Regions from separate parts of the Mus musculus genome. Here regions 2 and 3 are each linked to region 1. Evidence: chromatin loops called from intact Hi-C (ENCODE). Cell type or tissue: gastrocnemius. All regions are shown on one strand. Region 1 has its middle 35 kb from the start of 1700027A15Rik. Region 2 overlaps Gm29185 (a long non-coding RNA gene). Region 3 has its middle 33 kb from the start of Gm29185.

The links. Hi-C counts contacts between places; a loop is a spot of excess contacts. Peaks named below come from ENCODE experiments on the same cell type or tissue, not always from the same donor. Only the 100,000 strongest peaks of a DNase experiment are listed, where the experiment ranks them.
Region 2: it touches region 1 in a loop (2.5-fold over the local background); 3 of 42 quality-filtered maps call a loop at or near these places.
Region 3: a loop joins it to region 1, with 2.5 times the contacts of the local background. A loop is called at or near these places in 3 of 42 quality-filtered maps.

The regions. Positions count from the first base shown.
Region 1 is chr1:73,046,723-73,054,722 of GRCm38, forward strand. No RefSeq gene overlaps it. Among named protein-coding and RNA genes, the nearest start is that of 1700027A15Rik, 35 kb to the left of the region's middle. In gastrocnemius, no CTCF peak of the experiment used is centred here; DNase peaks (open chromatin) are centred at 3,874, 5,101 and 5,298.
Region 2 is chr1:73,261,879-73,269,878 of GRCm38, forward strand. Gm29185 (a long non-coding RNA gene) reads left to right here. Exons shown (of 5, transcript XR_865539.3): 2 at 7,197-7,291; 3 at 7,887-7,988. Among named protein-coding and RNA genes, the nearest start is that of Gm31344, 98 kb to the right of the region's middle. In gastrocnemius, no CTCF peak of the experiment used is centred here; a DNase peak (open chromatin) is centred at 3,322; H3K27ac peaks cover 2,960 bases.
Region 3 is chr1:73,102,774-73,110,773 of GRCm38, forward strand. No RefSeq gene overlaps it. Among named protein-coding and RNA genes, the nearest start is that of Gm29185, 33 kb to the right of the region's middle. In gastrocnemius, no CTCF peak of the experiment used is centred here; a DNase peak (open chromatin) is centred at 3,220; H3K27ac peaks cover 730 bases.

The DNA of each region.
Region 1 (8,000 bases):
GGAGGAAGAGGGACAAAAACCAGTTAATTACTTGGTTTAATCAGCTGTTTATTCTTTCATGATTTTTTTTTAACCTCTAACAAAAGGCTAGATATATTACAGTGTCTGTTGCTATGGCTGGATGAATGAGATAGACTCTGATCTTGTAGGGTGGAGCCTTAATAGCAAAACAGGTACTGATGGTGGAGCTGGTTTAGGAGCTGGGGAGTGGGGAGAAATGAAATGACATGATGACATGTACTGAGTGATGCTGAGTCAGAGGCATCCAGTAGTCAACGTGTTAACTATGCCAACTCTGTCCTCAGAGCTCCAGGCCCAAACCCAAATGGGATATCTCATCTCCCCCCCCCCCCCCCCCGTGTGTGTGTGTGTGTGTGTGTGTGTGTTCATGGATTCACATCTGTATGCAGGTGTTCCAGAGGATAATCTAGGGTGTCACCCTCAGGAACACCACCTTTTTTGAGATAAGGTCACTTTTTAGACGGGAACTCACCAGTTAGGTTAGACTGGCTGGCCCACAGGCCCCAGAGTACTTCTTGTCTCTGTCTCCCCAGCTCTGGGATTACAAGCATATACCACCATGTCTGATTTTTCCTTTGTATGTGGGTTCTAGGGACCAAAGACAGGTCATGCTTATTAAGTACTTTTAGCTCTCACGTTGACATTTTAGATTTAGTGTGTCCCTAGAGCACACCTGATAGATAGTTACCATTCTCTGAGCATGGCACCATCCTGTGCCCAAAGCTCAGAGCTCAGACACCTCCAGGCTCCTCCCCCTATCTCTCTGCCCATTTCCCAATTTGCCCAGTGTTTGAAGTCTCATGATTTCACCTCAAAAGTCTCGAACCTTCACCTTCTTGCTTCCTGCTTTTGAGACCTAGCTCACGATGTCATCATTTCCCACCTGGCCTCCTGCAACAGGCTATCTTTCTTCAGTAGCATATCTAGCTCTCAGGAAGATGGCTCCATTTTTTCAGGAACTCGCAGGTCCTCTAGCTTCTGCCTTCTCTTGGCATTTACTCAGCTTGAAACACAGATGTTTTCCTGCCCATCCTATTTGCTGTTTTCCTACCTCTGCAGATGCTACTCATTTGAAGCAAAGGGCTACATGGCCAATCCAGTAGAGGAACATATTTGCTTCCCATATGAACTATGGAAATGGTGGCTGAGGCAGTAGTTAGACTCTCTTCTGAGAGCTGTGTGAACGGGATGGAGTGTCCTCTCAATGGTTGGACTTTACAGAGATCGATGCAGAAAGGAGTGATAAGCTCCCAGCATACTTCAGTCTCTGTGTTTCAGGGCATTCAGTATGGCAGGCCTGTGAGGCCCATGAGGTTGCCTTTGTCTCCATATCATTCCTTATGCTAAGACCTGTCAGCGTTGCCTTAATAAAAGAGACCTGACAAAAGAGAGTTTAAGTGGGAAGGAAGGCTTTAACAAGAGAGGTGTAAACAAGGGAGAGACGCATATCCAAGTCAAAGATGCCCCAGAAAGTTAGCTGGGGGCTCTGTGCTTTGGAGCCAATGAAAGGCTTCCTGACTAGTTCCTCTCCCAAGGCATCCTTCTTCTGAAGGGCATTTACTAGGATGCAAAGAAAGCCACCAGGAAGTCAGTGACAGGAACTACTCTCATTCCCAATCACATGCTTGTGCCTTACCTGCACTTCCAGGAGGCAGACCTTATGTAGAGTTTGGTAAGGTAGTTTCTTGGTCTTGAAAACTGGCAAATTGTTGAGCGTGTTGATGCACACATGCCATAGAACCTGAGGTCAGAGACCAAATACCAAAGCTGGGGTTCAGTGAGATAAAGACCCCAGTAAGAGGGGAGGTGGTCTCAGAAGGCATGACCGGAGACAAGCATTTCCAAACGCATTGTTACTTTGAGAGTTTGGAATCTGGCCAAAGTTAGAAATTCAACAGTTCCATTTTACAGATGGGAAGGAGGCGGAGCAGAGGGTGATTTGCTCAAAGCAAGTATCAGTCTGTCTCAGAGGTGTTAATAGGAGTCAAGGGCTTACCCTAGCCTTCACCACTGTACTCTGGCATCACTGGTATTTGATGCACAATTCTATAGAATGACAGTATGAGAGAGACAGGGAAGAATTCTGAACTTTTTTTTGGAGACAGTGTCTTCTTGAATTCATTAACTCAATGGTTCTCAACCTTCCCAATGTTGTGGTCCTTTAATACAGTTCCTTACGTGTGGTAAACCCCCCATCCATAAAATTATTTCCGTTGGTACTTCATAACTGTAATTTTGCTATTGTTATGAATCATGATGCAAATGTCTGATATTCAAGGTATCTGCTATGCGACCCATGTGAAGGGTAGTTTGACTCCAAAGTGGTCACGACCTTTGGGTTCAGAACTGCTACACTAAACAGAGGAAGACCGTGAGCACCCCATTCTTTTGCGTCCACCTTCCAAGTGCTAGAATTATAGGTGTACACCATCAAACCCAGCTAGGAAGTTTAGTTTTCAGCATTGTGGAATAGTAATCTATTAATAGAAGTTGTCGAAAAATTATAAGATTTTTTTCAAATGCCATGTAACACACTTTTATTGTAAGTGTATTTTGTTCTCTAATACCTACCATGCATTACTTCATTAAAGTCTTACACTTAGGTGGGTTTGCCTTGCGGCGAGGAAAACAGATCTACTTCAATAATGAATGCTCTACCTGTAGTCAACTGGGCCAACTTTAGTGACAATGCTTACATACTTTTCTGTAGTTTTCAGTTGACTGGAAAAGTCAATAAGACTGTCACCAGTATTCTACTGACTTCCGTCCTGGTGTGATTTATATTGCCCTGAAAAGTGTGTAACCAAAAGCAGCTAGCCAAGCTTATCATTGAAGGAATCTGAAGCAGAAACTCAAGTTAGGAACCTGGAGGCAGAAACTGAAGCATAGTTAAGGGCGGGATGCTGCTTTTTGGCTTGCTCTGCATGGCTTTGCTCAGCTTGCGTTTTTATACAACTCAGGACTACCTGACCTAGGGGTAGTGCCACCCACAGTGGGCTGGGATGTCCCAAATCAATCATTAATCAGGAAAATGCCCCCAAAGACATGCCTATAGGCAAATATGATGGAGACATTTTCTTAATTGAGGATCCCTCTTCCCAGATAACTTTAGTTTGTGTTACATTGATAGAAAACAAAACAAAATAAACCAAAACCAAAACCAATCAACCAATCAAAACTAATCTGTGTGTCTCCTTTGGTCATATCTCAGGTAGAATATATGATTACCTTTCACCCACACTTTAAGAGAGACACATGCTCCTATTTAATAGACTGAGAAAATAAGAAACAAAGAGAGACTAGTGGGCCATCAGGGAAGTGCAGGAACCTCAGAATTTGTGATGTACCATAGTCTTCCATTTCAAGGTCTACACACTTATTTGTATGAATTTATTACCATTTTAATGAGATTAGAGTCAAATGTTGTCAAAAAATGTATGTTGGAAACACTGAGACATGTTCTTTGTATTTTGAAGTGATGAGGTCACAAGAGAATGTAGAGCGGATGTTAGAAAGACAATGGAGGTGCAAAGAGAGTAGAAGCCATCTGGCAGTGTATTGAGGAATGGATTAGAAGTCTGGAAACAGTTCACCTAGCCTTTCTGATTCATCCTAAACCTGTACTTCTTTTTCCTTTTGGTGTAATAACTTATTTTTCTCTGGGACTTACTTTTGCAGGTCCGTTGCTTCTGGTACTTGAAGAGCCTTTAGGCCTGAGTTGCATCTTTTCTCTCCTTACTGGTTGGTCTTGAGTTCCTGTCTGTTTAGGATGGCTTCAGGTTCATGATCCGGTTTTGTTTCTGAAATACCTGCCTCTCTTCACGCACAGGAATGGCAGATGCTGGAGATGATCTGGCTCCCTGCCAAGTTTCCTTCAGAGATTCCTTCCAAAAAATTCCTTTCAGTAGCCATAAAACTGAAAAGTTACAAAACAAAACAAAAAAGTAAGCAGACGGCTCCCTGGGCCGATGCTGAGAAATATTCCATGTGGTGCCATCATAAGTTTTAAATGGAAGTGTGATCTTGCTCTTCTAGCTCTGTAAGTTTCAATTTTTAGATAAGTTTGTTTAACTTACATTCCAAATTAGAATAATGTTTTCCTGTATTGGTCTATTTTGAGCCACTGTGGCAGGGAGTGGGTAATTTATAAAATGCGAAAATGTATTGGCTCACTATTAGCTCACAGTTATGGAGGCTGGGAGATCTGATGCCCAGGTACCCAAATCTAGAGAGGGACGTTGAGGACGTAATCTGACAAGACGCACCGCATGTTAGTTTCACATTGTAACTACTGTGAACGTGCTTCAGTAAACACTGCTGTACAGCCATGCTGTGTTGAGTTGGTATGGCGGGATCACACGGAAGACCTATTGTTAAGTTTTTTTTTCTTTTCTTCTTCTGTTTTGAAATTGTGAAAGAACAAATTTAATTCATAATATATAAAAAAAAATACCAACAAGCACAAGAAATCTTCCTCAGCCCCAAAGGCAAGGGTGGCTTGCAGACTAATGTAGAGGCACATGAAAGGCATTGAGTCTAGCTGGTACAGATTCCTGGTAACAATTTTAGCTTCAAAAGGAGTACGAAGACTCGAATAATCTCTACAATAAAGGGTATCATTTTTAAAAACTTTTAATTGACTCCTTATGAATTTCATATTAAGTTTCCCCTCCCCCATCAACCTGTCCCCTCATATCCACCATTCACCCTTGCAGCATCCCACCCCCAAAATAACACACACACACACACACACACACACACACACACACACACACACACTCATACACACTCACACACAGCATAGAAATCATCCTGTTGTGGAAGCTACAGTGTCACAGTGTGCCCCATAGTATGTCTCTCTGTCCACACACCTTCACTTGCAAATGCTTATTGCAATGAGTCATTGGTCTGGTTCCAGATCTCTGGCTTGTGACACCATCAGTATTGAATCTTTACCAGGATTCCTACTGGTCGTCCCATCGCTGCCCAGTGTCATGGAGATCCTGCAGCTTTGGATCAACAGGACTGGCTCTTTCACATGTCCCAACCATTCACAGAGGATATCGATTTTGCGATGCGCCAAGTCAGAGCCCTGGATTTGGGCCTCAGTGGCAACCAGTTCACCATCCTGCTGGCAATCCCTTATCTGCACTACCAGGGCAAGCTCTCTAGCACTGCTCCAGCTAGACCACCCAATGCCCTCATTGGCAGGAGACAGAGTCAATTAATTCTCCCACACTCAAGGCTTCCGCGGTGGGCCAGCTCCACTGTGCAGCCTGAGGTGCAGGGCCCAGGTGAGAGGTGAGAGATGGGGCATCCTCCCCAGCTAGGGAGGGGCGGGGCCAGATATGTACAGCCACTAGATATCCGAGTGTTTCTGGCAGCTGTCCACAAAGGGCTTCTCCATGTCCTCTAGTGGTAAAATGAGCCATGGTTATCGACACTGACCCCTGCTGCTGTGTAGCTAAGGACCCAGACATGACCCTCAGGGGCAGCTTCGGTTACGTCCTCACCATGGCCCCGTGTGGTGCGCTGGCCACGCAAAATAGGCTACTCCTCCAGTTCCATGTCTCTTCATGATTTACAAGCTGTTCCACTCCTCTCCCATCTGATCCCACATACTAGCACATTGCGGCGGTTCCTGCTGCAGGTTGGCCTTGTAGCTGGTGGGCCCCTGGGTGGCATCCTCCATCTGTACTGCACGACAAGTCAACAAGTGGGTGACCATGGCCCATGTGCCCAAGGGAAGGTCTGTGGGTGGCATGGCAGTCCGCGGGTCTCTGTTGGTCTTCCTCCTCCCTCGATGTGCTGTGTGGTGGTAAGTGTTGATGTTTAGTTTGTTCTTTTCTTCTTGTGAGGATGGGAACGTTTATTTTATACGCCAGACTGCAAACCAGAAGCCTATACTGTCTCTTCTCTTCTTCTAAACGTTTGAAGGTTTTCTTTTGTATCATAACATTGTCTTTCACAAGCCCCTGGGGCAAGCACGCACGCACGTGCTCGCGCTCGCGCGCACGCGCACACACACAAAGATGCTCAGATCACACCCCATATCAATTAACCCAGAATCTTGGGGAAAGCATTTTTATGTTGTAGAATCTTCCTTGGAATTATAGTGCCTGTCCAGAGTTGAAAACCTCTCTTCTTCCATATTTAATGCTAGAATGCTCCCTTCTTTCCAATACTAGAGGTAGACTAGGATGCAATACTACCTATAATTCCATAGGAAACAGACAGGGCAGGCTAGACCCACCACTCCTGCTCTTAGCCTGAAGCCACAACTCAGGCAAGCAGCATGAAGGCAGAGCTGTAAGGCCGTTGCATGATCCTGGCCTAGTGTTTAGGACCTGTGGGATATTCCCCACTGAGCATGCACTGGGTCCAGGGTTGCTTCTAGGAAATAGAATATGTCAGATACAATGTGATCTGAATTAGTTGATTTTGAGGACAATGGATCTACACGATCCCCAGTCATATAAGAGGGCTATGCTTCCAGAGAAAATATCCAACTCTGAAGGACCAAGAACCAATTAGAAGACCCAGAGAGGGTTTACCCTCTCCTGGCCTTTTGATACTACATGAAAGAAAATATCTTACTTATAGCTTCTGAGACCCTGAACAGAGGCCTCAGCTAATCTGTGAGATACAAATATGTACTATTTAAAAGTCAGCTTTATTTTTGTCTGCAATTGGTCGTTTAGTGATGGAAAAACCAACACAGATATTTTGGCATAATGGAAAACTAGCTTTGTAGCTAGATATATTTGGGCTTTTTTTTTCCTCTCTGTTAATACATGCGCCACTACTGATTAATTATTTAGGGTCACTAGACTTCAGTTTTCTCATAAATAGAACAGAAAAAAAAATTCTTACCTTGCTTGATTGGCAAGGGCTTGCGAGACATGGAGATGTGTGTACATGTTCCATGCCTGAAGCTCTCAGGGCTCAGAGCTGTTATCCTTATAGTCTCTAGGATGCTAGAGAAGATACAGCTTCCCCCCTCCCCGTGAAGAGGGAAGTCATGCAGAGAGAGCACTCCCGACGGCCTTGTATTACATTCCAGCTTGTTTTCAGCAGGCCCATTAAAAGATGGGCTTCGTAATGGCCAATGTGAATTTCTCCTGCTCACAGGCAAGGTTCTTCAGTTCATGTTCACCTTCTATGCAAATTCACAGCTGACACGGATTTAGAGCCTTAGGTATTAGAATAATAACTGCAAAGCAATTTATAGCACAGGGATCGTCTCCCATGAATATCCTCCAGTTTGGTCCTCCCCACCTGCTGTGAAAAGGCCCTGTTTCCTCAGCTTTATGAGCAGAGAAATGGAAGCTCACAGAGTATAGCTTATCCAAAGTTACAAAGCCATGGAGAGGCATAAATGAGAATTGATTTAAGGCCCACATCACCGGTCTGCCTTGCTTTCTCTGTATCATGCTCTCTGGCTTTCTGATCCTTTTCTTCCCTGAGCTAACCAGCTCACTTGGTTCTACGTCTCTGGGGGCAGGGTGTGTGTGTGCCTAACTTTACATCTGTCAAACTAGAGAGCTAGTTAAAACTATTACCAGCTCATAAAATTGTCCATGTCGCCCAGACCATGTCTTAGTTTGGATTAAGGGCACACATGAGCCATCTGCACGAAGCTTTCATCCTTAATCATCCAGCCTTGTTATTGAACAGTCATATGCCTTGGCTTTCTGAAGCATGAGTATGTGTGTATGTGAGTGTGTGTAGGTATGTGTGTGTGAGTGTGTATATGTCCGTGTGTGTGTGTGTGTGTGTGTATGTATGTATGTATGTGTATGTGTGTGAGTGTGTATGTGGTGAGCGCATTTATGTGTATGTGAATATGTGTGGTGAGTGTGTGTGAGTTTGAATGGGAGTGTATGAGTGTGTGTGAGTGTATGGATTTAAGCATGTATGAGTATGAGTGTATGTATTTGAGTGCTTGTGAGTATGTGAGTGTGTATATATGTGTATGT
Region 2 (8,000 bases), 220 kb after region 1:
CCATCAGCCCATTCTGTATGACATCATTGGATTAACGCATGGATGAAATCATGGTCCTAAGGATCATCTGTCAGTAGAGCAAACAGCTGGAGACTAGGCCTTAAGCAAAGGAGCCTTTTCCAAAAACACTTTATACCCAGACCCTAACATTAGAGTAGCATCCTTTCTTATCATTCGTGGGATGCACATCTATGCATGAGTTTTGTTACCTTTCTAACTGTTTCCTCAAACGCCTCCTACAATGATAATCCTTTCTTCAAAATTTACTGCCTTTTAACTGAGGTCCTACTTAAAAATGGTTAGCATAAAGTATGACATGTTGTAAATATTCAAAAACAGTTATCCTGATACTTTGTGAATGTCCAGTTATGCCATTTCATAGCCATTTCATTTGTCAACAGAGGAGATCTCAAGACATGATTCAGGTCACACTAGTGAGATCACTCTCCATGGAGTCTCATCTTCACCAGGGCCCGCCTGCCCACTCTCACCGCTCTGGCCACTTCCCACCATCTTCCTTTTGAGTCTCCTGTATTCAAGTCTCCTGGAGCTCACTGGCTCTGGTTCTCCCCTCTGCAGCTGTAACACCTGCTGCAGGGGTCCTGTCTGGATCTCAAGCATCTACCTGAAGCATCCAAAGAGTGTACCCACCAGCCACTCTGGGATGAGGCAGAGCATCGTTACAGCAGTGTGTGGTTCAAAAAACCTGCTTACCTCATGGTGAGAAGGAAATAGTAAGACAATTTGCAGTCCTAATAGCTCCTCTACCGGACTTGGAAATACAGTTTGCCTTGTAGCTTATCCCTAATTGCATCACATAATAATAATAATTGCAACTACAACTATCACTTATTCAGCTCTTACTATATTCTAGGCATATGTTTCTACTTTAGTATACCTATTAATATTACAAGGTATGAATTACTATTATTTATTTTGTAGTTTATTAAAAAAAAAAACCCTAGAGCTCACTGAAGTAATGTAGCTGACCCCGAGTCATGTCAGTAAACAATTAAGCCAAGACTCAGCTTCCCTTGTTTGACTATGTTATGTCCCTCACCAGAGACTTGTTACAACATATACATTCCGTAGATACAAAATGAACACTGGTGGGCTCGTGGAACAGCAAAGAGGATGCAGCATGGTACAGATGGGCTCAGTGGAAGCCTCACTGTGTATTCAAGATTTCAAAGGACAAGAGGAAATTTCCTGCTTCCCTCATCTCCCTATCTCCTTTGCACTGTGCAGAAACTGACACAGAATAGTACAGTCAAGAAACCCAGACCCTGCACAGACCCTTTCCCTGCCACACCCAAAAGCCTGTCACTGCTACCTACAGTTGAATGTTTCTAGGCAGGCTGGGCTTGATGAAGTCACCAGTAACATACTCAAGGCTCCAAACAACATTGCAAAGATGGAGAAAAAGAATAATACGGTAGAGGATGCAAGAGCTTTCTTTCCCAGAAGGCTTTAGACTTGAGGCTGCCTGAGGAGCTGAGCACCTCCAAATGCCAGGTACATTGCAAGACACGTGGCACGTACAGCCTTTCTTTAAAATACATAATTACTGCAACCTCATCCAAACCCACTGACGGATGTGCAGAGTGGGAGGACTAGGTGACATCTCACCTGGACTGGAGCAGAGGGGTAGTGCTTGCACATCCCTTTTTCCACAGCCACACATCTTCCTAAGTTATATGGTCTTCATGTACCTGGAGCTCTTGCACCAGGGTCCTCTATCCTACCCCACTACCCCACACCTCTTAGGGTGCCTCAGTATTTACACAATGTACACGAAAATCCACCCTGCATCTCCAGTCTCTTCCCACCTCACAGCCCACTCCTGGACCTGTGTTCTCAGTCTTATGCAAATGAACCAATCACCTGCTGGGAACAAGAGATGACAGGAAGATTGGCTTGCTATTTACACCTCTATATACATCTCACTTTCTCAACTACCCAAGATGCTTAAGGGAAAGCCTGGAATGTACACATTTTCCCATAGCTTGCCTTTCTCCCAGTCTTCCTATAGTTTACTGAAAACATGAAGCGCTCATGGTGCTGGGCATGCTCAGAGATGACATGTGGTAGAGACCTTCAGAGCATCCTCATCCTAGAAAGCAAAGTTGTATTGAGGCCCAGGACAGGGAGGCTGGGGTAGAGCCCTTGACAGCTTTTTCACCTCAGAGGACATTTTTAAGACAACAGATCCAAGGTGAATAGAGATACACATAATTCCAGATGTGGTGACTCCTTGCTCTGAGTATATCTTTTATATACATTTAAGTACCTTTCTGATACATGTTTTAACTTTAAATTTTATTTCTTTTCTCTCTCCCTCTGCCTCCTCCTCCTCTTCCCCCCCCTCTCTCCCCCTTCCCCTCTCCCCCTCCGTAACCCCTCTCTGTAGCTATATGATCTGGGTGTGAAACTGTGGGTACAATCTGTGCTTTGGCATCGGTTGGAATTCTGAACTCAGCTTTCTAGCGGCAGTATGTATGCACCTTTCTTGTGGTTAAAAAAAGGTCTCTGGTCGTTTTTGTTTCTGTGGTGTTGCACACTCCAGTGCCTTCAGCTTTGGGGCGGTTCTCCTGTCCCCATCTCCCATCTTACCACAGGAGTTCCAGGATTACAGATTCTCAGTGCTATCGCCCACAGTTCTCTTGGGATGGGCTCAGTGAGGTCTGCGGATTGAACTCAGGTTATCAGCTTGTGTGGAAAGTGGGTTTTACCTGTTGAGCCACTTTTGCCAGCCTCCATTTCCTAACGTTTTTTTGCACTATGTACAAAAGAATACCAGTTAGGACTAATATCTAGTGGATATTAGTAAGAAAGCATAATGAAACCAGATACCCTGGTCTTCTTAGTTTTAGGTTTCAGTGTACCGTGGCCTAGGAGTGAACTTGAAAGCTATGATTAATGAGGCTTTGGCATGACAACGATTATGGTTTCAGTACATAGAGCACTTTTGGACATTTAAAATCATTTACACATTATTTTGCTTCCCCCCCCCCCAACACTGTGTGAGTGAGGCAGGGTGTGGATTATTTTATATATATATATATATATATATATATATATATATATATATATATATATATATATATATATATGAAATATATATATGATGGTCCTCTGGTCCAGTAAGTGATGTAGCTCCCTAATACGACAGACCCGCTGCCCTCATAAGCCCTGGCATTCAGGCAGGACAGAGATAAGGACGTGTCAGGCTATGTGCAGGGAAGGAGACTAAGCAGCATGATTCTGCAGTCCTGAGTGCTGCTGGCCAGGCTGGGCCCTTCCACCTCCTCCTCTCAGCCCTGCACCCCAGGACCTCTTTGTCCTGGCCAGTTCTTGCTTTGAGCTCAGCACAGAAGGCCGCTGCTTGCTTCCAAGTTGGCTGTTTACTAGTGGAAATTAGGTGCCAGAGGTTTTTGCTGGTGACTGCTCTTTCCCAGCACTCTCCCATGGTGTCATATTTTCTCAGCTTGTTCTTAAACTCATCTTCCTGACCCTCCTGGTGCTCAGTGACCCTTTCTCAGGTCACGGAGATGAGTTCACCACAGACTCCAATACCTCCTTCCCTAAGCATCTATGTTATCTAAACCCTGTACAACTTAGAGACTAGATCGCACCACATCCACCAAACTTGGAAGCCCATTCCATAACTGAAGGTGGTTGGTGGGTTAAAAGAGCCCAACAGCCCACATTCTCCATTTTAGAGTGAAAGCATTATAGACCCAGGACTCATTAGGGGAGCCCTGCCCAACCTAATAGCCAGTTACAGGGAAAGCTGGTCGAGACTGCCTGTCCCCACCTCTATCTCCGACTCATCCCCTTCCCCACTTCTCGATGTCTACTTGAAGTCATCTGATCGGTCCTGACCATAGTATCCCGATAGCTCCTAGCAGACTTCCTTCCTGAATCTTTTATACTGCTCTGATACTTCTAAGAAGATATACCTCTGCTGCTGGAATGACAGCTCTTCTGGAATCACAGCTCTTCTGAAGCCCTCACCCAAGTGAATCAGATAAACTCTGGCTTTTTTTTTCCTGTGTAGCCTCCCTGGCTGTCCTGTCCAAAACTTGCTTTGTGGCTGGCCTCAAATTCACAGAGATCCATCTGCCTCTGCCTCCTGAGTGCTGGGATTAAAGGTGTGAGCCACCATGCCAGGCTGGGCTGTAAACACTAGCTTCTTAAGTACTCAGCTTTCTTCATACCTCAAGCATTTGACCACAGCACAGTGAGGAGTGCACTGGCTTGTTTTCCTCATCTAATTGACTTCAACTTAAATGCGGAATTTTCATCTTCTGTTTTCTCATACTGTTTCTAGGTGAAGGTGTGGTAATGTGAGCCCCTCCCCCCCCCCCAGTACATAACAGTAATGTTATATCCCATGAACAATAGTAATGTTACATCCCTTGCATAACACTAGTGCTATATCCCATGCATACCACTAATGCTATATATTATGTATGTTTCCCCATACAGGAACAGTTCTCTCTCTGAAAGGAAAGGGGGCTGCAAATCACAGAGAACCTAGGGCAACATAATTCACTGAAAAGAAACAAGACCATTCACGACCAAAAAACTTCTTCACCTACTATTCACAGTATCCTATTAACTGCTAATAGTGATATTAGTAAATTAGTGATAAACAAGCTATAAATGGCATATAGCATGCCATTCTGATGTGGTATGTCTAGTAACAATCTATACTATATGGTTGTTAGAATATAAATATTATACATAATATATAGTAAGTATATTTATTGGAATCATTCTAAGCAGTGTATTCATATTATTGCACTGAATTCTTACAACATTCTCACAAGGTGGGTTATCATTGTTTTATAGATGGAGAAACAGATACACAAAAAATACAAGAGACTTGTAAAAATGATAAATCTGAGCAAAGACAACTGGTAATATTTAAAATCACAGGGCTCTGAGGGTATGGATTGGGTTCACAGGTACCCTTAGCATAGACTGCCCATCAGGCTGAATCTATTTCTAAAGCAGTGTTTCTCTGTGTACATCATGCTCACAGTATTTAGTTGTATATTATTTCCAAATGGAAATGGAGTTCATTGATCATTTAAGTATTATGTTCACTGTGAAACAGTTCAACACTGTTGAAAAGTAAAACTGTTCCAAATGGTTTCAGAACCTCTAGATAATCACTGCTATTGCTGTGGTGGGTATCACATGAAGATTTTTTTTCTATGCATAAGCATGCATGAATATCCATGCTTTCATTAAGTGGAGTATTGCTATATGTATTTTATTTCCTTTTAAAAAATTGATCTGTTAGTCAACTTCGCACAATCTAGAATCATCTAGGCACATAATTTCAATTAAGGAATTACCTATATCAGGTTTACCCATGGGCATGTCTGTGGAGGACTTTCTTGACCATTGATTGATGTAGAAAGACCCATTCCATTTTGGGTGGAACCATTCCCTAAGCTGGACCTTGGTTTATATAAAAATAAAGAAAACTAACAAAGAATCAGGCTAGGCAACATGGATATATTCGTTTCCCTCTGTTCTTGACTATGACTATAAGACAACCTGTTGTCTCAAACCTCTGTGACTTAACCACATGGTGGACTGTTACTTGGAATTATAAGCCAAGTAACTCCTTCCCCCCCACCAAGTTGATTTTAATAAAATATTTTTATCACAGAAAATAAAACTAGAATATAATACAGCCTTATTTTCAGTATTAAGACATTTTAGAACTCAGATCACTTTTAATGGTTAGTGGTATCCGAATTACTAGATATGCAGTTTCCTCATATAGGAGACTTTCCAGGACCACCCCCCTCCCAGTGGATTTCTGAAATCACGTAACACTATAAGCCAATGTCTTTTCTACATAATTAACTCTGTAGCCTTCACTTGAATAGTGTGAGGTGTAGTGGCAAAGCTAACATGAATCCCTTACTCCTCCTTCATGATTTCATGGGTAGAAGATTTGTCCTTAGCACTGACCTCAACAACCTCGGCATACCTTTCCCCCACTTTTTATGAAGTTGACATGTTTTATCTTTTTTTTTTTCCAAAGGATGCACTTTATAGACTCTTGGCACATCTGAGTTGCCAGCATCACTACTCTTGTGCTTCAGGGTCATCATTAAATAAAGTAAGGTTAATGGACCACAAGCACCTGGATACCTGAGATGCCTAAGTGACTCTGAGGGCAGGAAACATGTACAGCAGAGATGCTCTAGACAAAAGAGTGATTGGCGTCCTGGGTGGGCTAAAGAGGTGATGTGAGATCTCATCCTGACACTTGGAACAATACACATTAAAACTCAAGAGCTGCCTTTTTTTTTTTTCAGATTTTTTCCATTCATATTGTAGGTCAAGCTGAAACTGCAGAAAGTGAAATTACAGACAAAGGGACTACTCAATTGTAACAGTATATATATATATTTCCAAAGCGTTGCTATTGTAACCATTGATACAATTTTTAATTATGCAATTTTTCTTTTCCATTCTGGCTAAGCTTAGATGTACTCTCGTAGTCTAGGTTTTCATTTCTGTTTCTTTGATCAGCAAAGAGGTTGAATTTGCTCATCTTTTCATTGACTAGTGTTTAGCATTCCTTTCTTAGATTTCATTACTTTATTTTCCTCATTTCTTTCCTCATTTCTAGAACAATTTAAATAAGAGATCCAGCCCTGTATTGCTAGATACATTGCAACCGATGTTTAGAAATTTAGAAGCGACTTCAAAGGTCTTCTATCCTAATCCCCCAGCTTTACAGATTGTTAGAGAAATGAGGTAGCTCAGCGTGTGTCAAGGTTTACAGTCCTGAAATTTACAGGGATTTGTTAAGGTTTCTATCTAATGTAGATCTCTTAAAAGACAAAAATAACTCAGTTGACCACGTACGTGTAGCATAGAGCTCTTCATGAAAGTGGTGCCTTCTGTTGTTTTTTTCCCCTTGCGTTTTTTGTGCCAGGTTTTCTTTGTTTCCAGTGAGAACAGAAGTAGGACATGTTGGGGAGAAGCTAGTTTCCCAAACATCACTGGGGAATGTTCATCTCATTAGAGGGAGGACATTGGATCTGGTAACTGTTGATAGTCGTTGTAAGCCTAAGGACAGCTTGCTGGGTCTCTTGGATGCTTTTGTGTGCTAAGAGCACTTCCCCATCCTGTGTGTGACTGTGCACATGGTTTTACAGGCTGATGTTCGCCATGATGGATGAGGGCTCCTCCAAGAACCTGCTAACAGCTCCGAGCACCTCCTCTGAGAGGACATTTGAAAGCTGCTATCATGGTGAGATTCAGACTCACATCTGTTTTTCATGCCTTTCCATAATGGGAATTGCATTTGCTTTCCCGTTGCTGCAAGAAGGGAAGGGCACAATCTAAAATTAGGAATCCTGGTGAACAGAACGTACACTTGTCCCTCAACAGTGCAGGTTGGCTTCTTATTCTTGATTTATTCTAGGAGAAAAATATTCTTAGCCTAAGGGTCAGGGGAGACAGCTTGAGGAAGCAATTGTAGAAGTCAATTGGAAGACAGGAGAATGAGGGCGGAGGTAGGAAAGCCATCAAAGTGTGTTTATTGCTAATAGATTATTCCAGACTTCCTCTCTTAAATGGGGGAATGTGTGGAAATCTGCTTGTTCATTGTGCAACATAGCGAGTTAAAAGGGGCGGGGGACCCAGAATTCTTAAAGGGAAAAAAGCCAGGGAAGAGTGAAGCAGGTGTTTCCTGCTGTCCAGTCCTCAGAGGAACACTCAGCCCTGGGAGGGAGCTTTCCACACCCTGAAAATTAAGGAAGCCATACTTTTCCATCAGCCTAATTTAGTGGTCAGACTCACAGTCACCAACACAGCTTCTTCTTCCCTCTTTCCCCGTCTCTTAGCCTCAGAGGTGTGAGAGACCAGTGAAACCTCCATTCTCTGGGATCCTTCTTGCACCTGGAATACATAGCAACTATGGAATCGGCTTTTTGAACGTGTAAAAGGTAGCTTTTGGT
Region 3 (8,000 bases), 56 kb after region 1:
AAGTAGATCCTTTTACCCACAGGCAGATGAGAGCAGACGTCAGATGCCAGTGACACTATCTCTTAGAGTCACAACCAACCTTGTTATTAGGGAAAATATTTCTAGTTTGACCTACTAGAAATCATTTAAGAAACAAAGATGAGCTCGAAGTGCTTGGTAAAAATGGGCATCAGTTGAGCCTCAATATGTGTCAGTCATTACACGTTTTTCTCACTCGTTATAATCTGATCACATAGGTGTTACTACTACATTTATTTTACATGTGTGACATGCAGGTTTGGGAGGTTTAAGTACTTGTCTAGGACCACATCACTAAGGTCTGTGAGATCCAAAATTTAAACCCAGGAAAGCTTAAAGAAATATATTATTGAAAGAAAAAGCTTCATCACAAGTCTTTTGTCAGAGTCATACTGCTATATCATCTCTAAGAATATAATGAACAAGATTTTCTATAGCAATAATAGAAAATCAAAATTTTAAGAATATGGACTCCAGTCACGTGAACTTCTGAGGGCAGAAAATAAGTAAAGATCAGGAAGCCGATGCTTCTCGTCCAGTCCTATGTTACCAAGGTTTTATGGTGCTGAGAGGAGAACCTGGACTTTCTGCCTCTGAAATCAGAGGGTTTTCTTCTAATCACGAAAGACAAGTGTGTGACTGTCTGCACCCCATAGCCCGCCAGTGATTAGTCATGCACAGGGTGGCTTTAAATAAGTGCAAGGGTATGTTATTATCAAAACTAGATTTGTGACTTGGGGTATTTGAGGTGAGGTATGAGAAGAATAGAGGTGACTTTTCATGTTCTTAGAAGGACTCTTTTGTAAGAAATAAATTTCTTTACCCCAGTTTTAGGACTGACTACTGTAGTATAAGGTATAGGCGAGAAAGGAGGGGAGAAAATTAAGAAGAATATGTGTGTGTGTATATATATATATATATGTATATGTATATATATTATGCATGTGAGTATATATGTATACATACATATAGATACACATATGTCCATAGATATTTATGTACATGTATTTGCAGTTATAAATGTAGGCTGTGTGTATATATGTGTGCATACATATAGATACACATATGTACATAGATATTTAGGTATATCCATTTGCAGTTGTAAATGTGAACTTTTAAGTATTTTTAAAGCAAAGAGAAAACCAACAGAAGTCATATTTTTGAGTAGAAACTCTTTTCGTTTTTGAAACAGGAAGTCAGGAGGAAAGATGACTTTCAATATTCTTAAAGCTCCAGGTGTGGGCAGGATGGAACACAGCCCTGTCAAAACAAATGCGGTAGGGGAGGAGAACCCAAGTGAACAGAATGCCCATGATATAAGACCTGAGCTGGACTTAAAGGCACAGTCCTACAGTGCCAGCTATATAGGGACCCGAAACAGAAAGATCACAAGTTCAAGGTCTGATTGGCTTACAGTGTACGTTTGAGGCCAGTTTGGGAAACATAGTAAAATTTTATTTCACAATAAAAAATATAAATTATTTTTCTAGTTCCATCCATTTGCCTGCAAAACTCAGGATGTCCTCATTCTTAATAGCTGAGTAGTACTCCACTGTGTAAAGAACCACAGTTTCTGTATCCATTCTTCTGTCGTGGGACATCTAGGTTGTTTCCAGCTTCTGGCTATCACAAACAAGGCCGCTATGAACATAGTGGAACACGTGCCCCTGTGGCATGGTGGGACATATTTTGGATATATTCCCAAGAGTGGTATTGCTGGGTCATCAGGTAGATCTAATTCCAATTTTTCTGAGGAACCTCCAGATTGATTTTCAGACTGGACCCTGGAGATCTCTCAGATACTGGAACACCAACCAGGCAGCATACACCAGTTGATATGAGGCTCCCAATGCATGTATAGCAGAGGACTGCCAGGTCTGGGTTTAGTCAGAGAAAGATTCACCTGGAGTCCCCAGGGAGTTTAGAGGTCTGGTGGGGTGGGGGGTGGGGACATCCTTGTGGAGACAGGGGTGTGGGGAGGAGGTATGGGATGACTGGGAGGGGAATAAAATCTGGAGTTTAAAAGAAAGAAAGAAAAAAGAAAGAAAGGAAGGAAGGAAGGGAGATGAGAGGGAGAGGGAGAGGGAGAGGAGGGAGAGGGAGAGGGAGAGGGAGAGGGAGAGGGAGAGAGGGAGAGGGAGAGGGAGAGAGGGAGAGGGAGAGGGAGAGAGGGAGAGAGGGAGAGGGAGAGAGGGAGAGGGAGAGGGAGAGGGAGAGAATGCTGTACAGACCTGTATCCAGATCTGCTGCTGAACCATTCATGAGGCCACGATCCAGGGCAGCTTAGAATCCTGTCAGTAGAGGGATGGTAAAGAAATGTGGAGTGTATATACAAAATGGCTTTTATTCAGCTATAAATAAGAATTGAATTATATCATTTGTATTAAAACAACTGAATATCATGTTTGATGAAATAAGGTTCTCAAAAAGAAAAATATATATATAAATTATTCTGGAAGATTTAGCTCAGTGGTAGAACATCTAGGTCCTAGGTTCTAACCCCTGCCCTGCTAAATGAGTGAATGAACAAATGAATGGAATGAAAGAACTGGCATTTCTAGAAAGGAGGGGGAACCTGTCCCAGGATAAAAAGGCACCAAAGACAGAAACAAGTCACAACAGAATAGTTGCTATATCTATGGGAAGTTTAGTGCCACATAATATTGACAGATTTTCATTGGATTGAAGAGGTTGAGAGTATGCTATCTATGTCTGGACAGTGGAAGAAAGTGGTGACCAAAAAAAAAAAAAAAAAATCAGGAAAAGAGTGGAGGTGAAAGGGGACATGAAAGTGAGGTTCATCTGGAAGACAGAGGTGCTATCCTCTAACCCCAAGTTTGGACTATTGCAGAAAAAAAAAAAAAACTCAAGAATGTCCTTTAAGGATATGAAGGATAATGAAGTCTTCATGTCATTGGAAGTTCCCTGTTTCTGCCAAGGTGAGGAAGATGGGAAGGGGAAGACCCATCAGAGCACACAGCTGCTGACTGTAGCCTCCACCTGCCATAGGAAGATTTCAGAGATGCTCATTAGAGGCCAGAGAAATGCAAAGCAGGTTGAAGAAGTAAGCTGCCTAGTCCAAGAGAGGCCAATGGAAAGAATCCAAAAATAGAACCAGAGGATCCAGTTCCAGCAGGAGGAACATGAGGGAGACAGATGAAGTGGGGAGCACAAACCCCTTGGGGAAGTGGGTTGAACTTAGGCCAGCAGGGTGGTGGAAAATAGCTTATGATGCCAGGAGAAAAATGAATTGAGTGAGAGGCCATGGGAGGGTGGGGGAAGAGGGCATAGGGCAGGCCCCGCAGGAATTGGAGACACAGAGTGAGAGATGATGACTATTCCAGCTGTCCAAGATCCATTCTTTTGATTTTGTACTGGCTGGATGAGAGTCTGGAGCTGAGAGTGGCTATCAGGGATAACAGAGGGTGCTGGGGAGGGTGAGTGTCAGGATGCTTGGTGTCATGGGGCAGCATGAGTGATAGATAGCGTTGCCTCTCCTTCATGCTTGTCTCAAGAGTGAGTTTCTTTCTTATGTTTGCTGTCTTCAGAGAACAGATTCAAGACCAGACTGTGCTCTGGGAAAGGGTAAGATAGACTTAAAGACACATGGTAGCAAGGGCCTCTGCACGCCCCCCCCCCCCAAAGAAACGCTCCATCTATGTCATGACCTTGGGAAGTGACAGACAGATAGGGTAGAGGCAGATCTTTGGCAAGGGTTGGCTAGTGACCAGAACTTTCTGCATTCATGGAGTTATCCCCACTCCTGGTCCTGTTCCTTTTCAGCTATCATACATGGTGGCGGTGCCCAGGAAGGATGCAGAGAAAGCCCCAAGGCAGTGCCCAGGAAGGATGCAGAGAAAGTCCCAAGGCAGTGCCCAGGAAGGATGCAGAGAAAGTCCCAAGGCAAACTGGGTCAAGTATAAGTGGTGTTCTAAACCCCTCCCATTGTCCTCCAGCACTTCCAGGAAATGAAGGAGGAAATAAAGAAGAGAGAGTGTTTTACTGGGGGTGGGCTTTGGGATTTCAAATGCTCAAGCCAGGCACTCTCTCTCTCCCCACCTCTCATTGCTGCCTTTGGACTCAGATGTAGAACTCTCAGCTACTCTCCCATATCATGTCTGCCTGCACGCTGCCATTTATCCCACCATGATGACAATGGACTAAACCTCTGACCTATAAACAAGCCCCAATTAAATGCTTTTCTTTGAGTTGCCATGGTAATGGCATCTCTTCACAGCAATAGAATATTGACTAAGACAATTCTCCATTCTTCCACACACCTGCACATCCTAGAGGATAAAAATGCCCTAGTAGCTAAGGCTCTACCTGGGATACTATGCACTGCACTTGTATTATGTATTAAGAGTTTATATCATGTTCTTTCCTTCATTCATTTTAAGTCTGTTATTTTCAAAACCCATCCAAATAAGCAGTGCAGGTAGATTTGATATAGAAGGTAAATAAGAGCAAACAAATAAATAAATAGATAGATAGATAGATAGATAGATAGAACATGATAAAGGTACAAGAGCTGAAACTACATCTGGAGAAATTGGGCTGAAATTAAGACTTATGAGCTGGAAGAATGCATTGCTAAAGGTAGCTGCAAAATTCTCTCTTCTAGGACTTAGAAGGAGGAGATGCTGGAGGAGGAGGAGGAGGTGCTGGAGAAGGAAGAGGAGGAGAAGAAGGACAGGAGGAAGAGGCAGAGGAGGAAGTGGAGGAGGAGGTGCTGGAGAAGGAAGAGGAAGAGAAGGAGAAGAGGAGGAGGAAGAGGAGGAGGAAGAGGAGGAGGAGGAAGTGGAGGAGGAGGTGCTGGAGAAGGAAGAGGAGGAGAAGAAGGACAGGAGGAAGAGGCAGAGGAGGAAGTGGAGGAGGAGGTGCTGGAGAAGGAAAAGGAGGAGAAGGAGAAGAGGAGGAGGGAGAGGAGGAGGAGGAGGAAGTGGTACAGATGATACAACATAGATTTCTCTATTTGGATTGAGGTGAAGTGGTAGTTATATTGTGCGACAGGGGCACAGGTAAAGTAATTGTGCAGGGTCTCCCAGGATGAGGACTCATAAAGTTGATACCTGACACTCACACTTGCATGAAAATTTTCTCCAAAGAAGAGACTTTCTTTTTGACGCTCTTGTCTGAAGTGAGAAGCCATGCCTCCTCCCTCATCAGTGGGCATAGCCTTATAGGAAGTATTTTAGAAACTGAAGAGACCAATGAACAATTCTTGCTCTTCAATCCAACTTTTATTGCTCTTCAGTGTGTTCTGGTTATATGTTGCTGTATGTGATTTGCCCAACAGTGGCTTGAACCATTATGTAACACTGAAGCTCCTAGCTCTCTGTGTTGACTGAGTTCAGTGGTGGGCATCTCTCTTGAACCCCCTCATGATGCTGCAGTCAGACACTGGCTAGTGCTACAGTCTTCTGAAGGTCCAAAGGAGCTAGCTAATCATCAGACTACTGCAGGCCCATGGCTGCTCTCAGTGCAGATTGTTGCCTGGAGCTCAGCTTGACTGTCTTCAATAGTTTTCTCCATGAAGCACTATGGCTATTGTCTGCTATGTCTAGCACCTTCCTGGGGACAGTTAGAAGTTTGAGTTCCCCTAGGATCCTATGTATTTCTTTGTATTACCAACACTTCTCTCTATTACAGGACTCAGGATGCCTGTGCAGGATTCCAAGAGGCCAAGTAACAAGCTATCAGAGGATTAGGCCCATACTTGCTCTCTTTGTGTCAAGGCTGTACTACTCAGATTCAAGGAGAAAGAACAGAGATCTCAATTGCACTTTTCTCAAAATACCATGTAATAGAGTGAATTAAAGTGGTATGGAGGAGTCAGATGTGAAAAATGTTTCCAGCCACACTGGCACTTAAACTATAAAGTTAAAAACCTTAGAATAGTTAAAACAGTTAAGTCAAATGAACTGCACTTTAGACTAATCCATTATTTATCTATTTACTTATTTACTGAATAGACATTTATAGAGGCATCATTAATGTTAGATACTCATATTTAAAAGATATTATACTCAGTACAAAGTATTGTAATTTATACCAAAGACTACATAAAAATAACACTACAAAGATATGATATTGTTGGCATAGTTATCCTGGTTCTGCATGGTATCAGGCAAAAGAGGAAAGAAATATTTATCATTAATAATAAAAATAGATGAAAGTTATGGGACCCAGTGGCCAAGTTAAATAAGTTTCTTTGGAGGGAATCTTTCTTGTGGGCATGTGTACCTTCGTTTCACATTATTTGGAAGCAATGGTGTATGTTCAAGACCCCTGAGTTCAGCTGAAATTGCTTAGAGGCCTTGAGAAAACAGTATCTATAATTCATGTTTCTGGACCAGGACTTTTGAACATGTCCAAAGGAGTCCCAGTGGGAAATGAGGTTGCTGAGTTAAAGAAAGTTGCCTGGCTATTGCTCAATGAGACTATTATAGGCCTACTCTAAAGAGAAGACACATCTCTGAGAAGAAACAGGGAGATAGACCACAACAGCAGTGGAAGATAAAAACACGGCTGGGTAATGTAAGAGGCAGTAGACATAGAGAAGAGGCAAGGACTTAGCTAAGCTTAGATTAGCAGAATCAATTATAAGAGCTGATTTAATTAAAAGCAAGTTTTACAAAAAAGCCTAGGATTTTTGGCTAATTTGTCTTTTTTTTTTTTTTTTTTTTTTTTTTTAATGAACAAGCATTAGGCAAAGCTTGGGGAATTCTGTGGAAGAGGGGGAGGAAGAATTGTAGGAGAGAGGCCAAGGACACCAGAAGCAAACCTACAGAATCAACTAACCTGAGCCCATAGGGCTCACAGAGACTGAACTGCCAAGCAGGGGGCCTGCATGGGACTGACCTAGGCTCTCTGCACATCTGTTACAGTTGTGTAGCTTGGTCGTCATGTGGGACTCCTAACAGCAGGAGCTAGGGTTGGCTCTGCCTTTATTGTCTGCTTTTGGGATCCTACTGGGCTACCTCATCAAGCCTCAGCGGAGGATGTGCCTAATCTTTCTGCCTCTTGATAGCCAGAGCTGGCTGATATACATGGGGGGCCTCCCCTCCACTGAAGAGAAACAGAGGAGGAGTAGATGGGGGCGGGGAGGGGAAGAAGGACTGGGAGGTAAGGAAGGAGGGAAACTTCGGTTGGGATGTAAGTTAATTAATTAATTAAAAAAATCGAGGGCTGAGAATACATCTCAGTGGTAGAATGCTTGTCTAGCACACATGAGACCCTAAGTTCAATTCCCCAAATTGCAAAGAACACTGTGAGTTGAGGATCGGCTAAGGCTCTCTTGGTAGAGTACTTGCCTAGTATGTGCGAAGCTCTGGGCTCCAACCTTAGTACTGCATAGGTACATGATGAATGCCTGTGCTCCCAGAACATAGGAGGTGCAGGCACGGGGATCAAGAACTAACTCAAGGTCATCCTCAGCTTCAGAGAGAGTGCAAGGTCAGCCCGGGCTACTAAGACCTCATCTCAAATGAAATGAAACAAAACAAAAGACAGAAAGGAAAGATGAAATCCTTGAACTGGATTCAGTGTGAAGATTTAGCCATGGTAACCCAATGGATCCACAGAACGCTTACAGAAAGGACAATGGCCCCTGGACAGTTCGCAGAAGAGTGTCTTTGGTGCTGCTTGCCATGGGAATCAGATGAGTCAGGCTAGAGTGATGGTTCCCAACCTGTGAGTTGCGACCCCTGCAGGAGGCAAGGGCCCTCTCTCAGGTCACATTATCAGGTATCCTGCATGTCAGATACTTACACTACTTGTGGGGAGCCGCCCTCACATTCGCCGTTGCAAGATGGCGCTGACATCCTGTGTTCTAAGTGGTAAACAAATAATCTGCGCATGTGCCAAGGGTAGTTTTCCACTACATGTGCTCTGCCTTCCCCGTGACGACAACTCGGCCGATGGGCTGCAGCCAATCAGGGAGTAATACGTCCTAGGCGGAGAATAATTCTCCTTAAAAA